Linked DNA regions of Homo sapiens: region 1 is linked to region 2. A link is a contact called in ENCODE Hi-C or POLR2A ChIA-PET data. All regions are on one chromosome and are shown on one strand. The core of a region is the stretch at or near the end of the contact, and the rest is flanking DNA. Distances in the headings are between cores, read along the strand shown. Region 1 overlaps PRKCB (protein kinase C beta). Region 2 overlaps DCUN1D3 (defective in cullin neddylation 1 domain containing 3).

Region 1 (6,867 bases), core at 3,771-6,270, 3.0 Mb after region 2:
AATGGTCTCACTTTCGCTTGAAAACAATCGTTTGGAGCTGAGAGCCGTCGTCGTAGATGGGGAACAGCCTTACCATTTTGTCTCAGTTGATCCCAGTGGGGAACACTTCACCCATTTCTGGCCCCTGTGGGCATTTAAGTTTGCAACCTCTCATCTGGAAAGTTTGTGTGTTATGTTTTCTTTTTAATTTAAATTTTAATTTTTCACTCTTGGGCTTGGTAAGATTGAGTTTGGTAAGAAACGGCACATTTCTGGGGTATTGTATCTTTAGGGGCAAAGTGACCACCACCCTGGTGAGCTGGGTTTAAATCAAAAGAAAGTATTTGAGTGTGGAAGAGTCTGACGTGATTTAGCACTGACTGACAGTTTTGTGGCTGCACCTCCACCCTCCAGGGAAAAGTAAAGTGATCCCTAGTGAGTGTAGGTGGCATCGTCAGTGGTGCAGAATGTTTGCTTGCTGGCAGCATGGCACTGTGCTCCTCTGAGACTCTTGCATACTCTTCTGAGATCGGGGTCCCGGTGGGCTCAGTGAGCCCTGCCAACCTACCCAGCCTGTCTTACCAAGATTTGGATCCTCTGCACCACACCAGAGGACTCCTCAAGTCTCTTTAAGTGGCAACAACTTAGGCCCTGGTGCAAACAAATTTGGATTGTTTTCTAGAACTTTGACCCCTCAAACAAAATGCCAATGGTGTCTTGGCACCGGAATGTGTAATTTCTTCTTTGAGGTTGCCTTTCACTTCCATGAATCAGTTTCAGTCTTTGTCTCTTGCTGAGATCGGGGGCGATTTTTAAACATTTTTACCACGGATCTTCTATGCCACCTGCTCTGCTGTTATTGATGGATGGGAAAGTCACTTTGGAATGTGCAAGGCATGACACATTTGAAATAGGAGATCCTTTAACTCAAAGTCTGGAAGATAATAGGAATTTTCTGATGTTAAGAGAAAAAGGCAGAATTAAAGTTTGTAATGAAATATGGGCGCTCTAGAGATAGGAGTGTCTTTTTTTTTTTTTTGACAGGGTCTCACTCTTTTGCCCCGGCTGGAGTACAGTGGTATGATCAGAGCTCACTGCAGCCTCAAACTCATGGGCTCAAGTGATCCTCCTGCATCAGCCTCCTGATTAATTGGGACTACAAGTACGCACCACCATGCCTGGCTAATTTTAAAACAACTTTTGTAGAGAAGGGGTCTTGTGATGTTGCAAGACTGGTCTTGAACTCCTGGCTTCAAGCAACCCTCCCACCTCAGCCCCCAAGTGTTGGGATTATAGGTGTGAGCCACTATGCCCCTCTGGAGTGTCTATTTTTTAAATTGCCTTTCTTTTTCTCTTCCCTGCCTCCCCACCAAGAGGCAGCGTAGAGAAGTGGGCATTTGCACAGGCTACCAGGCAAGTCCCTGTCGGTCTGAATCCTAGCTTTGAGACTTCCCAGGCATATTACTTAGCCTCTCTGTATTTCAGCCTCCTTGTCTATAAAACGGAGTCAGTAACAGTACCATAGTGTGGCTGAGCAGCTCCAACTCATTGCAATATCCAAGATTCTTGGACCAGAGCTTGACACAGAGTATGCTCAGAAAATATCTGCTCTTATGATTGTCCCCAGACTACCCCAATGGTGGGGCAGCTGGCACGAGAGAAGACTGGCTCTGCAGGGTTGCTTTGCTATGGAACTGCCTGCCAGGTAAGAGTCAAAACTCAGCCATGAACTTCTGGTCACTCTGTGTAGCTGCTTTGACAGCATATTCCATTTGGGCAGCAGTAGGGAGGAGTGAGGGGAGGGGCAGATTGGCAGTCCCTGAAATTGAGATGTTTAGAATGGGAACATATAGGAAAGAGGGAAATTTATCCCTGGTACTCAGCATTGCCTGGGACTAATTCTGGAACCACTGAGGAGTTCCTTAGTATCTGATTGTTCTTGGTATCAGATATTTCCTCTGAAAGTAAATCCACTTACGATGGAATCAACAGTTTATACAAAACACATAAGGTTTTATGATCTCACTTAAGTCAGCAATCCAGAGCCCAGGGCCTCAGGTTCCTTTGAGTTTTCTGCTCCACTATCCCTGGGGAGTGACAATTATCTCATGGTCCAAAAAGGATGCTAGACGCTGGAGTCCTCACACCCTTCTTTCAGCTAGCAGGAAGGAAGAAAGGGGTAAAGAAGGGCATATAGCACATGCTCGGTGTCACTTGTTTAAGTTGCTCAAGATCCTTCTACCTACATCCTCTTAGCTAGGGTTTAATCACATACCCACACCTTGCTGTGAGGGAGCATGTGGGAAATGTAGTGTTTATTTCAGGCAGCCACTATTTAGAGGATGTTTCCATTTCAAAAATACAAGCAGAGAGAGGATGTTGTCTCTGCCACTCTGGTAGGAGGTGTGTAGGATGATCGCAAGGCAAAGAAACCATTGAGAGTAACCTTCAGGCTCTATTACATTGTCATGGAAATTGGGGACACTGCTATGGGTTGGGAGAGGAAGGATGGAAAACTCATAAACCTTGGGAAATTATGGATTTCTGTGTGCTCAGGGGAGCTTAAGAATAGATTTTCTTGCTTTCGTATGATGATAGGACGAAACTCTAGGTTGACTGCCTCATAATTTCTCCCTTTTTGTTTCCACTCTGTCTATTTCTTATAAAACCACTCTCTGGGAGGTAATTTAAGAATGTGTTTGATGACAGGGAACTGGGGCTGAAGATCCCTATTGTAAAATTGCCTAAATTCTAGAGTAGAAGTGGAACTCCTTTGACAAGCAAGGCAGATTTCTCTCTATGGCATTTTTTTCTTTGCCTTTTATTTATTTATTTATTTATTGAGACAGAGTCTCACTCTGTTGCCCAGGCTGCAGTGCAGTGGCACCATTTCGACTCACGGTAACCTCCATCTCCTGGGGCTCAAGCGATTCTTCTGCCTCAGCCTCCCAGGTTGCTGGGATTACGGGGGCCTGCCACCACGCCTGGCTAATTTTTGTATTTTTAGTAGAGATGGGGTTTCATCATTTTGGCCAGGCTGGTCTTGAACTCCTGACCTCAGGTGATCCACCCGCCTCGGACTCCCAAAGTGTTCAGATTACAGGCATGAGCTACAGTGCTGGCTGTTTCTGTGGCATTCTTTACAGGAACTTAGGACCTGCATTTGAGCTTTAATTTTAATTAAAGTCTTCTCTAAGAAGATTTTTGGTAGAGAGAAAAACCTTCTTCTTTTATTTTAAATTTTGTTTTTAGAGACAGGGTCTCACTGTGTGGCCCAGGCTGGAGGGCAGTGACATGATCATAGCTCACTGCAGCCTCAAACTCCTGGGCTCAAGTGATTCTCCTGCCTCAGTGTCCTGAGTAGCTGGGACTGCAGGTGTGTGTCACCACGGCCCTTTTTTTTTTTTTTTTTTTTTTTTGAGACGGAGTCTTACTCTGTCATCCAGGCTGGAGTGCAGTGACGTGATCTTAGCTCACTGCAACCTCCACTTCCCAGGTTCAAGTGATTCTCGTGCCTCAGCCTCTTGAGTAGCTGGAACTACAGGCACGTGCCACCATGCCCGGCTAATTTTTATATTTTTAGTAGAGGTGGGGTTTCGCCACGTTGGTTAGGCTGGTCTCGAACTCCTGACCTCAGGTGATCTGCCCGCCTTAGCTTCCCAAAGTGCTAGGATTACAGGTGTGAGCCACTGAACCTGGCCAAATACATATTTTTTAATTTTAAAATTTTTTGTAGAGATAGTGGATCTTGCTTTGCTGCCTGTGCCTGGTCTCAAACTGCCAGCCTCAAGCCAGGAGTCTCATTCTGCTTTGGCCTCCCAAAGTGTTTGTTGTTTTTGTAAAGGAAGTGACTTTGGTAGAAATAGAGAGGCAATAAAATATAGAGATTCAGAATTCTTAGCAATGAGTTGGAGTCCAGTAGAATTGGGTATGTATCTCTGATGGAGCCGCTTACTCCCTGTGTGACCTTGGGCAAGTCGTCCCCCAGCAGCAACTTTGGTCTCCTCATCTGTAAAATGGGGATAATAGCACCTAACTCATAGGGTTATGGTGAAGAATAATGAGGTGGTGCATGAGAAATAGCCACAGCAAGTATCAATGACTCTAAGTGAGACCATCAGTATTACTTGATTAGCTGTAGGAAACTGTGTCAAAGTGGGACGGAGTTCATTCTGGAACTTGTTAAATGACTAGGCCTCTTTCATGTACTTAGATAGTTTCTCTTCTTGGGTATATTTCTTCCTGGGTATTGGGTAACACCAGTGAGTGCTCAGTTCAGTGTCTGGGCCCAGAAACCCATGCCTGGTTAGCATTGTCTTTTCTTCTGAGAAAGATCTGAACTTGCCATGGACTCTCTAGAAAAACCCCAGTGTACAAATTTTCTATGAAAAGCTAGAATTGATGATTATAATGAGTAAGTTGGCTCTTCCTTTTCCCATGTAGATTAGAAAACATGTTTTTAAATCTTCTAATTGAAATTATTCTTAAAAAACCCCAAAGTCTGACATGACTCCAACTATTGTTGTTTTCATCAATATCAATCCTATCAAATCAAAGTTTATTTTAGTGTGTAATTAACACATGTAGACTAGAAAAGTTTGCACTTTTTTATATCACAAAAAAGGTTAATTTTATTTTCTATGGAAAGCTAGAATTGATGATAATGAGTAAGTCAGCTCTTCTTTTTCCCATGTAGATTAGAAAACAGGTTTTTAAATCTTGTAGTTGAAATTATTCTTAAAAAACCCCAAATCATGACATGAATCCAACCATTCTTGTTTTTATCAATATTCACCCTATCAAATATAAAGTTTATTTTAGTGGGTAATTAACATGTGTAGATTAGCATAGCATATGTGTATTTATATAACAAAAAATGAATCAAAAGTTAATTTTATTTTGGGCAGTGTTCCCTAGAAACTTATAATATGGCCCCATGCACTTCAGGTTGAATTTTCTTAGTAAAATCATAAAGAGGTCCATTTTTTCAAAAAATCACCAAGTCAGGCTGCAAGTTTAGAGGTTACTTCTATTGTTTCACTTCTCTTTCTTCCCAGAAGCAGACCCCAGAGACCTGTGAGCCAAACTCCACTCACCTTTTAGCTTATTCTAAATGTGTCCTGCGGGCTTCTCTGTGAATAAAAGGCAGAGGCTTTTTGACTTCGTGTTTGATGATTTGGCTTTTTTCTTTTTTTTACCACCTGACGGGGGATTTCAGGCTCAATGTCCCAATCGAAATAAGAATCTTTGAGTGGGTTAACATTGAGTCTTAAAAAGGAGGGCTGATTTGTTGGAGAGGCAACAACGAATTCATTTTTCACTGTAGAGCACTCAGGAGGAGTCTGAAGCTTTGTCACTGGGCAACAGAATGCCTTTCTAAGTAAATATGGAAAATATGACCTTTGAAAATCTAGCTGATATGATATATAGATTCTTAGGATATAATTTTTAAAAAATATATTATTTCCAAGCACTAATGATACTCCAGAGATACTGCCCACAACCAGATGCAGCATGTTTATAGTGTATCTAGGCCAAAAAAAAAAAAAAAAAAAAAAAAAAATAGAAGATACAGAAGAAGGCAATTGGTCAAAAGATTAACTGAAGGTTTGAAAATAATTTTATACACATTTGTACTGTTGGGGTCTCTCTTCTCTCTGTCTCTGCTTATCCTTCTGTCTCTGTCTCTTTGTTTCCATCACACATGCACACACACACACGTGTATACACACACATATATGTAAGTAGATCAATATGTTATAATTTTCACAATACGCATCTTCTTTTGCTACTTTTCAGATACAGGTCATTAAATTACTAAGTATAATTTAAAATATATGGTCTGGCCTTTTAACTCTGCAGTTCAATTAATTCTTGGGTAGATAGGGGGATCTGCTGAAAAGTTTGTCTCTGACGCCTTCAAAGGTAAGTCCCTTATGTTCTGGCATTTGCTCTAATAACATGAATTCTTTGACTTCATTCATCCAATCTCTTCATTGAAATTGTGTGAAATTCCATAGATAGAATGTTAGCCTTTTTACAGAGAATACAACATCCACAGTGTTTACATATGGCATTTGGAGGTGTGATGGCTGCTTGAAAATCCAGTAGGAAATTTGTCTATTCACCACATACATTCATTTATTCATCCATCCATCCCTCCATTTATCCACCCACCTCTCTATTCATCATCCGTTTTTCTGTTTATCTATTTGTCCATCCATGCATCCATCCCTTCACTCCATTCTCCTTCTAAAAGTTCTTTTTTTTGAGACGGAGTCTTGCTCTGTCGCCCAGGCTGGAGTGCAGTGGTGCAATCTTTGGCTAACTGCAAGCTCCACCTCCCAGGTTCACGCCATTCTCCTGCCTCAGCCTCCCGAGTAGCTGGGACTACAGGCGCCCACCACCTCGCCCGGCTAATTTTTTGTATTTTTAGTAGAGATGGGGTTTCACCATGTTAGCCAGGATGGTATCGATCTCCTGACATTGTGATCCTCCTGCCTCGGTCTCCCAAAGTGCTGAGATTATAGGCGTGAGCCACCGCGCCCAGTCTCTTTTTTTTGTTTAGACAAACTCTCACTCTTTCGCCCAGGCTGGAGTGCAGTAGTACGATCTTGGTTCACTGTAACCTCCGCCTCCCAGGTTCAAGTGATTCTCCTGCCTCAGCCTCCCAAGTAGCTGCGATTACAGGTGCCCACCACCTCGCCCAGCTAATTTTTGTATTTTTAGTAGAGACAGGGTTTCACCATGCTGGCCAGGCTGGTCTCTAACTCCTGACCTCAAGTGATCTGCCCACCTCAACCTCCCAAAGTGCTGGGATTACAGGAGTGAGCCACCACACCTGGCCTCACTGATTAAGTTCTATGTGTCAAGTTCTATTTGTCAGGA
Region 2 (7,308 bases), core at 3,604-6,103:
TGGGTTAGTCTTTCCAAGGTCTAATATTCTGGGACTACTTCACCTTTTTTGGCATTCAGTGAGGCCAAAGTTCTAAATGTGCAACCCTCCTAAGGACAGGCACTTTGCCTCCTTGGTGAACAGATCTCACACTACTCCTTGCCCAAGACTATCAGAGTCAAAGAAAAAGCAGAAGTCCAAAAGCAGAGGGAAAGCAGGGCTACTCCAATCTGAACAACGAGGGATAGGAAACACCAGTTTTGCAGCCTTCCCTCTCCTTAATCATCTTAGTTTGATCTCTGGAGGGTCAGTAACAGGTCCAGACATGGAAAACAGACCCAAGTAAACTGCTGCAGCTCGCTGGGTCAGGAAGCCCACTCAGAGGAATGCATGTTGGCTACTACTAATGGACAGCCTGTCACCCAAGGAACAGACTTGTGAAATGAGGAGCTAAAAAACAGGAGGCAAATGCTGGCACCAAAAGTCAGTGTCAGCAAAGCACTTGAGATCTGCTCTGAGGCTTCCTTGACAGAAGGGACCAATCCATTCCACTCCTCCATTCTGTTCCCATCTAGAATCTATTCAGCAGCAAGAAACCACTGCCAGATGCTGGTGCTCCTACATATTAACAATATAAAAAGCCCATCTTTTCAACTTTCATCTAAATAGTTTGTAGAGCTAGCTGGGTGCAGCTTTTTATTTCTTCCTACATATGTCAGATACCCAAAGGCCAGAGAACATAAGTACATGAATTCCTCAGACAGCTTTTCTACAGCTGCCAGGGGCTGAGGCGGTTGTACTGGCACAGCCATCCTCCGGAGAGTCTCAAGGACCACAGGAGCCCCTTGATCCCACCTGGGAGCAAGACTCTGAATGACCTGAGAAAAAGACGGAATATGGCTGGTGTCCATTTGTAAACTACTTCCTAGAAAGTAAATGTGCAAAAATAACAAGGAAGACTGAGGGAACACTTTAAATGCACAGTTGCTGCTGCCACTTCCAACTTAAGACTTCAAAGATCACCTTTGGAGATTAGGTCTTACCCAGAGCTACTTGGGAGGGAAAGTTGATCCCTCTGCCAAAGCAAACGAGACCCGTCTGCTTCTATTTTCCAGCTTTTAAAAGACTTTTTGTCCTAAAATGTACAGCAGCAACAAGCAACAGCAGTTCCAGTTAGGGTTGGGGAGGAACCCATGACTTTTTACATCAACCAATCTCAAAAGTGCAAAAGAAAAGAGGGAGGAAGGAAGGGAGAAAGGGGGTAGGGAGGACAGAGAAAACTTTTAAAAAAGAAAACTGGCTATGTTTCTATAAAAATCATCTTAGGTCACATGACTAAGACCAGCCAGTTTAGCATAAAGTCATTTCTTTTTGAAAGTGTTCTCAATGTCCCTCGCATTGCACCCTTTGAATTCACTACTAAGAATATATGTCCAGTTGAGGCCTCAGGACTGAAGCCAGTGTGGGCTGGCTAGAACAAATGCCTACTTGCCAAATACAGCCAAGCCAACACACGCACATACTATAAAGTTTCCAAATACCAAATAATGAACCATTTTTTTGGTCTCTGGGCTTCCAAACTGAGCTACATGTTTAATCCCACATAACTCAAAATAACCAAAAAAGGGCTATATCATTTCACTGACCCATACTTGAAATATTTTTTGCTGTCACTATTGATCTGGGCATTTCTAACTACCCACTTATGTGCAAGGGGGAGCATCATAAATGGGCACCAAATTTCTAGGTCATTCTTTGTTTTCACACCAGCTTTTCCAGTGACTTTCCCTGTTTAAAACCAGAAAGCCATCCTGGATTTGTACTGAACCTTAACTCTAATAAAAACGGCATGCCTGCTGCACTCTTCATCTCCGTTATAAGCTTGCAGCTTGTTTTATTCCTTAGGATGGAGCCTCAGTAGAGCCCACTGAAAGTAAACCACTGATTAGCACTAATACCCTCCTTCCAGTCAGCATATGGTTATCAGCCACCCTGGAGGTTTACCTGATTGTAGCTGATTAGTCCTCAAAACACCCAATTACCACATCAACTGCTCATTTTTCAATCACCTTCTGAGAACTTGGGAGTCAGCAACTCACTGAAAATTAGTGAACTGGAGATAAGGTTAGATTTTTGCATCTAAGTAAAAGGCAAGAAAGGAAATTATGAAATGAGTCCAAAGACGACGAAGGAACACAACATACAGATGATAAATGACTGCATCCAAATGTCTTAAAGGGCACCTGGATGACCACAAATGTAGATATGTGGTTTCGGGAGCCAAAGGCCTCTAAGTAGGCCTCAGGTTCACCACGTGGTAACCAATCAACCTCTTAATGTTTGCTAATTCTTAAAAAAAAAAAAAAAAATCTAAATCCATTAAGACCACATTTATCAGCTTTTTCCCCACGATGGAGGTTGACTGCTAATGCATAGCAGACAGGAAGAGGAAGAGGGACAGAAAAGATCCACACAATAAAAGAATTCCTGCTTTCAACCACATCAGTAACCTGGTCAGAAAAGTGAGGTCACTAGACTCTCTTTCCTGCTGGCAAATTCAAAAGTATTACATAATTATTTTGTGAAGTTTAGAAAGTACAGAGAGGCATAAAGAAAAAAAAAGCCAATCACTAATTTCACCACCTACGGTTAATATTTTGGAGTATATCCTTTCAGTCTTGCTTCACTGCGAATCACATCAAAAAGGCTAACCAGGCTAGGCGCAGTGGCTCACGCCTGCAATCCCAGCACTTTGGGAGGCCAAGGCAGGTGGATCACGAGGTCAGGAGTTCAAGACCAGCCTGGCCAACATGGTGAAACCCCGTCTCTACTAAAAATACAAAAATTAGCTGGGCATGGTGGCACATGCCTGTAATCCCAGCTACTTGGGAACCTGAGGCAGGAGAACTGCTTGAAGTGGGACCTGGGAGGCAGAGGTAGCAGTGAGGAAGACTGTGCCACTGCACTCCAGCCTGGGCTACAGAGCGAGACTCTGTCTCAAAAAAAAAAAAAAAAACAACTAACCAATCCAATGATCCAGTGATTCTGGCTCCAGGGATTTTAAGGAAGTGTTTTTAAATGATGGGGGAATGGGGAGAAAAGCAGCTTAATCCTAAAGACATCTTTCACTTATATCTAAATTTCCTCAATTTATTCTTTCAAAAGAAGATCAACTTCCTCCTCACACTCCCTCCAAGGAAAAGAAGAGGACAAAGATGATGACCATCTTAAGGTCTAATGAGTAACAGTCCCCTTATCAAAGGTTTAACATCAGGGGTAGAAGGGTCTGGCCCATGGATTGAGTGATTCACATTCCCAGGGAGCAAGAGGCTCATTCAAAAGAGAAATGTGGAATGCCTGGAAATGGTCAATGGGCTGGATTTAGTGTGAAGACTAACATGGGCTGTCAAGCTGCAGACTGGGTCAAAGGACAGATTTGTAGCAGACGTGTCTGCCTTCCCAGCATCCAGGCTCTTCATCAGGTGATTACCCAATTTTCACCAGCAGATCCTTTTCCCTCGCTCTCGGCCATATGGCTGGGTGGGGTTCATAAAGAACTATGGGACTCAGCCCCACCAAGGCCTCACATGCCCCTGGCTTTAATGACTGGACCCAGGATATGCCCATGACAAGCCAGCCAGACAGAATCTCAACCCTGAAAATACAGGAGGCTGGAGATGCTACCAGAAAGAGCTACCAGAGAAAATAAGAATGCCTAGGGGGTCACTGTGAGGATTAAATGGTCCCTGTTTATCACATGGGGCTCAGCTCAAATGCATGTAGAACCCAAAAATGAAATCACCAAGTGGAAAGCAGTATGAAGAGACAAAGGGAAACTGAATTTTGAAGGCATTATTTACACCCTGAATCCAACTGTTCCTAGAGTCAAGATCAAAGCCTGAACTTCACAGGTGTGAGCCAACAAACTCTCCTTTGCATAAGTTAGATATCAGGTTTTCTATCACAACTGAAAGAGTCCCTACCAAGACACAGCTATGTCACTCAGATCTCTTCTATTCAGAGAGCAAAGAGAGAGAAGATCTAATTGCCAGATGTTCTGATTCATGGTTCAGAACCAACTGACTAGGCCACAATTTCTAGTCGAATATATCATAGGACCCTTAGCTGAACAACAGGACCAATGATCCCAAGTTCATGAAAGCTGTCAAATTCCATTATAACTACGTGGACCAGTAGGATGCTATTTAAAAGATGGTATGACTAACTGGCTACAAGAATCTTTCCAATTGCAATTTTTACACCGTTAGACCTCCTTCAAGTAGATATGCCACAGAATACTTCAGGAGCTTTATTCTATTGTGTACATATTTGCTGTCATCATCTTGTTCCCAAAGAGGAACCCCGTCCCAGCATTCAGACACCATGTGAAAGGCTGAAAGCAAAAATCTCTCAGAAGTCTTTCTCTGTACAATAACATGATCAACCTTCCAGCTGAAACAGGTATTTGATCTAAACCATATCCCATGAAACTGAAAGCCCAAATCTAACCTGAACTTGGCTACCCTCTTGGTTTCAATTCCTATCACTGAGACAATTTCTCTTTGATTTTACATGCCGAAGAGCCTATTAAGAAAGTGTTTAAGTTTCAAAGACTGACAGGAAATGCTCATGTTTGCACATCTTTATTTGAATACGTTCTCTGCAGGTTGAAACTTGAGGCCCCAAGGTTTAGGCTTTGATTTTTTTTTTTAAGTTACTTATTTTCACAAATGCTCATGTAGCATGAGGCCCCAGAGTACATTAACATGTGCAAAGATAAGCAGGTAATTAAAAATGGAGCTCTATACCTGTTGGAAGGCACTGTGGTACTGCAAGCTTTGCAAAGTAAGACATCTGATGATTCGTTCCTGCCCACTTCCCACCCACATGACCTGCCAAAATTGCTGCCACCTAATGGCCACCACAATGCTGTCTATTAAAACCCTGCCCTAGCAGCTATGCCCTATTTTAAGAAACAACATAAAAAATTTATAAAATAAAGCAGCAGCACCATAAGTTCTTTCAGTCATCAATAAGTCTGAAGACTCAAAGACAACTATGGCCCCAGAATAAACTGCGTGCGCTCATGCACACACACACACACACACACACACACACACACACACACACACACAAATGTTGCATCCAACAATAGGGGGTCCATGAAATTACATGCAACTTTTCTGAATTGCGTTCAGTGTCTTGACTGTTCTGCAACCAACATTCAATTCTCTCACTCAAAAACCAGTTGCACAGATATTGCAGCTCCTTCAGCTGCTCCAGTATAGTCATGTGCCTTCCAGGAGGGAAAGTACATGCATTGGATGCAAAATGACTAGGTTTGTACAGCCCAGCTCTACCAACTCTCTAGCTCACACTTAACCATATTCCATCTCAGTCTTCTCAGTTGAAAACGGGAACTAAAACAAATCACTGTGAACTAAATGACTATATGCAGAAGAATAAAACTAGATCCCCTCTCTCACACTATATACAAAAATCAAATCAAAGTGGATTGAAGATTTAAATATAAGACATGAAACTATGAAACTACTAGAAGAAAACACTGGGGAAATGATCTAGGACACTGGTCTGGGCAAAGATTTTTTGTGTAAGACCTTAAAAGCACAGGCAACCAAAGCAAAAAGAGACAAATGGGGTTATATCAAGCTAAAAAGCTTCTACACAGCAAAGTAAACAATCAACAATGTGAAGAGACAATCCACAGAATGGGAAAAAAAATCTGCAAACTATCCATCTGACGAGGGATTAACAGCCAGAATATATAAGGAGCTCAAACAACTTAATAGCAAAATAATAATAATAATAATCTGATTTTTATTTTATTTATTTATTTTTTTTGAGACAGAGTCTCACTCTGTCACCCACGCTGGAGTGCAGTGGCATGATCTCGGCTCACTGCAACCAATCACCTCCGAGGTTCAAGTGATTCTCTTGCCTTAGCCTCTCGAGTAGCTGGGATTACAGGCGCATGCCACCAGGCCCAGCTCATTTTTGTATTTTCAGTAGAGACAGTGTTTCACCATGTTGGCCAGGCTGGTCTCAAACTCCTGACCTCAGGTGATCCGCCTGCCTCAGCCTCCCAAAGTGCTGGGATTACAGGCTCGAGCCACTGTGCCCGACTCTAATCTGATTTTTAAATGGGCAAAAGATCTGAATAGATGTTTCTCAAAAGGAGACATGAAAATAGCCAGCAGGTATACGAAAAAATGCTCAACATCACTAATCATCACAGAAATGTAAATAAAAGCCACAACGAAATATTATCTCACCCCAGTTAAAATGGTTATGAAAAAAAAAAAAAACAGAATAATGAATGGCAAGGATGTGGAAAAATGGGAACCCTCGTATACTGTTGGTGGAAATGTTAATGAGTATAGCCACTATGGAAAACAGTATAAAGGGCCCTCAAAAAACTGAAAATAGAACTACTGTATGATCCAGCAATTGCACTACTAGGTATATGTGCAAAGGAAAGAAAATCAATATACTGGAGAGATCTGCACTCCCATGTTTATTGTAGCATTATTCACAATAGCCAAAATATGGAATCCACCTGAGTGCCCATCCATGGATGAATGGATAAAGAAAATGTGGTACATATACACAATGGAATATTATTCAGCCATAAAAAAGTATGAAACCCTGTCATAGGCAACACGGTTGGAACTAGAGGTCATTACGTTAAGTGAAATAAACCAAGCACAGAAAGACAAATAGCACATGTTCTCACTCATGTGTGAGCTAAAAAAGTGGATCTCAGGAAGAGAGAGACAGTTATCTTCTCTAGGTAGTTACCAGAGGCAGGGAAGGGGAGCGGGAGGGGAGATGAAAAGAAGTGGGTTAGTGGGTACAAACAGAAGTAAGACCTAGCGTTGGAAAAATCAGTAGGGTGACTCCAGTCAACAATAATCTAATGTACATTTCAAAATAGGTGGAAGAGAATAATTTAAATGATCCCGGCATAAAGAAAAGATAAATATTTAAGGTGATATAATATCCCAATTACCCTGATTTGATTTTTACACATAATGTGAATGTATCATATTATCACATGTCTCAAAACTACATATATTATTTATCAATTAACAAAAAAATGGGACTGAGTTCTGCGATGAAAAAAAAAAGGTCACGGTGAAGAATAAATGGCTGCTTCATATGAGATGGGTCTCAGTTCACGTGCTGACATGTGTTCCATGTTCAACCAATCCAAATGCCACTTCCCTCTAATTCAGCACAACGCTGTTTTACTTCTTCACGGCACTTACAACTCTGTGAAATTCTAATTTGCTGACTTATTTATTGCCT

What was found. A loop is a pair of places that touch in the nucleus more often than their neighbours do. ChIA-PET counts read pairs that join two places held with the same protein, here RNA polymerase II (POLR2A). Pooled maps may share reads with other maps.
Region 1: a loop to region 2 is called in a pooled map, with 5 times the contacts of the local background. The contact joins two enhancer-like sites. A Hi-C loop is called at or near these places in 1 of 37 single-sample maps with no recorded cell type and 2 of 50 pooled maps. POLR2A ChIA-PET finds 5 or more read pairs at or near these places in 1 of 52 experiments (activated B cell).

Annotation. Positions count from the first base shown.
Region 1 is chr16:23,838,276-23,845,142 of GRCh38, forward strand. The region is part of intron 2 of PRKCB (protein kinase C beta); the gene reads left to right. Among named protein-coding and RNA genes, the nearest start is that of PRKCB, 5.7 kb to the left of the region's middle. RefSeq lists an enhancer at 3,893-3,942. Within about 2 kb of position 5,021, at least 3 of the 41 ENCODE cell types and tissues checked have a DNase peak (open chromatin) inside an H3K27ac peak, as active enhancers do.
Region 2 is chr16:20,870,143-20,877,450 of GRCh38, forward strand. All of the region lies in intron 1 of DCUN1D3 (defective in cullin neddylation 1 domain containing 3), which reads right to left. Among named protein-coding and RNA genes, the nearest start is that of DCUN1D3, 27 kb to the right of the region's middle. RefSeq lists enhancers at 4,221-4,320, 4,571-4,790 and a silencer at 5,437-5,516. Within about 2 kb of position 4,854, at least 8 of the 41 ENCODE cell types and tissues checked have a DNase peak (open chromatin) inside an H3K27ac peak, as active enhancers do.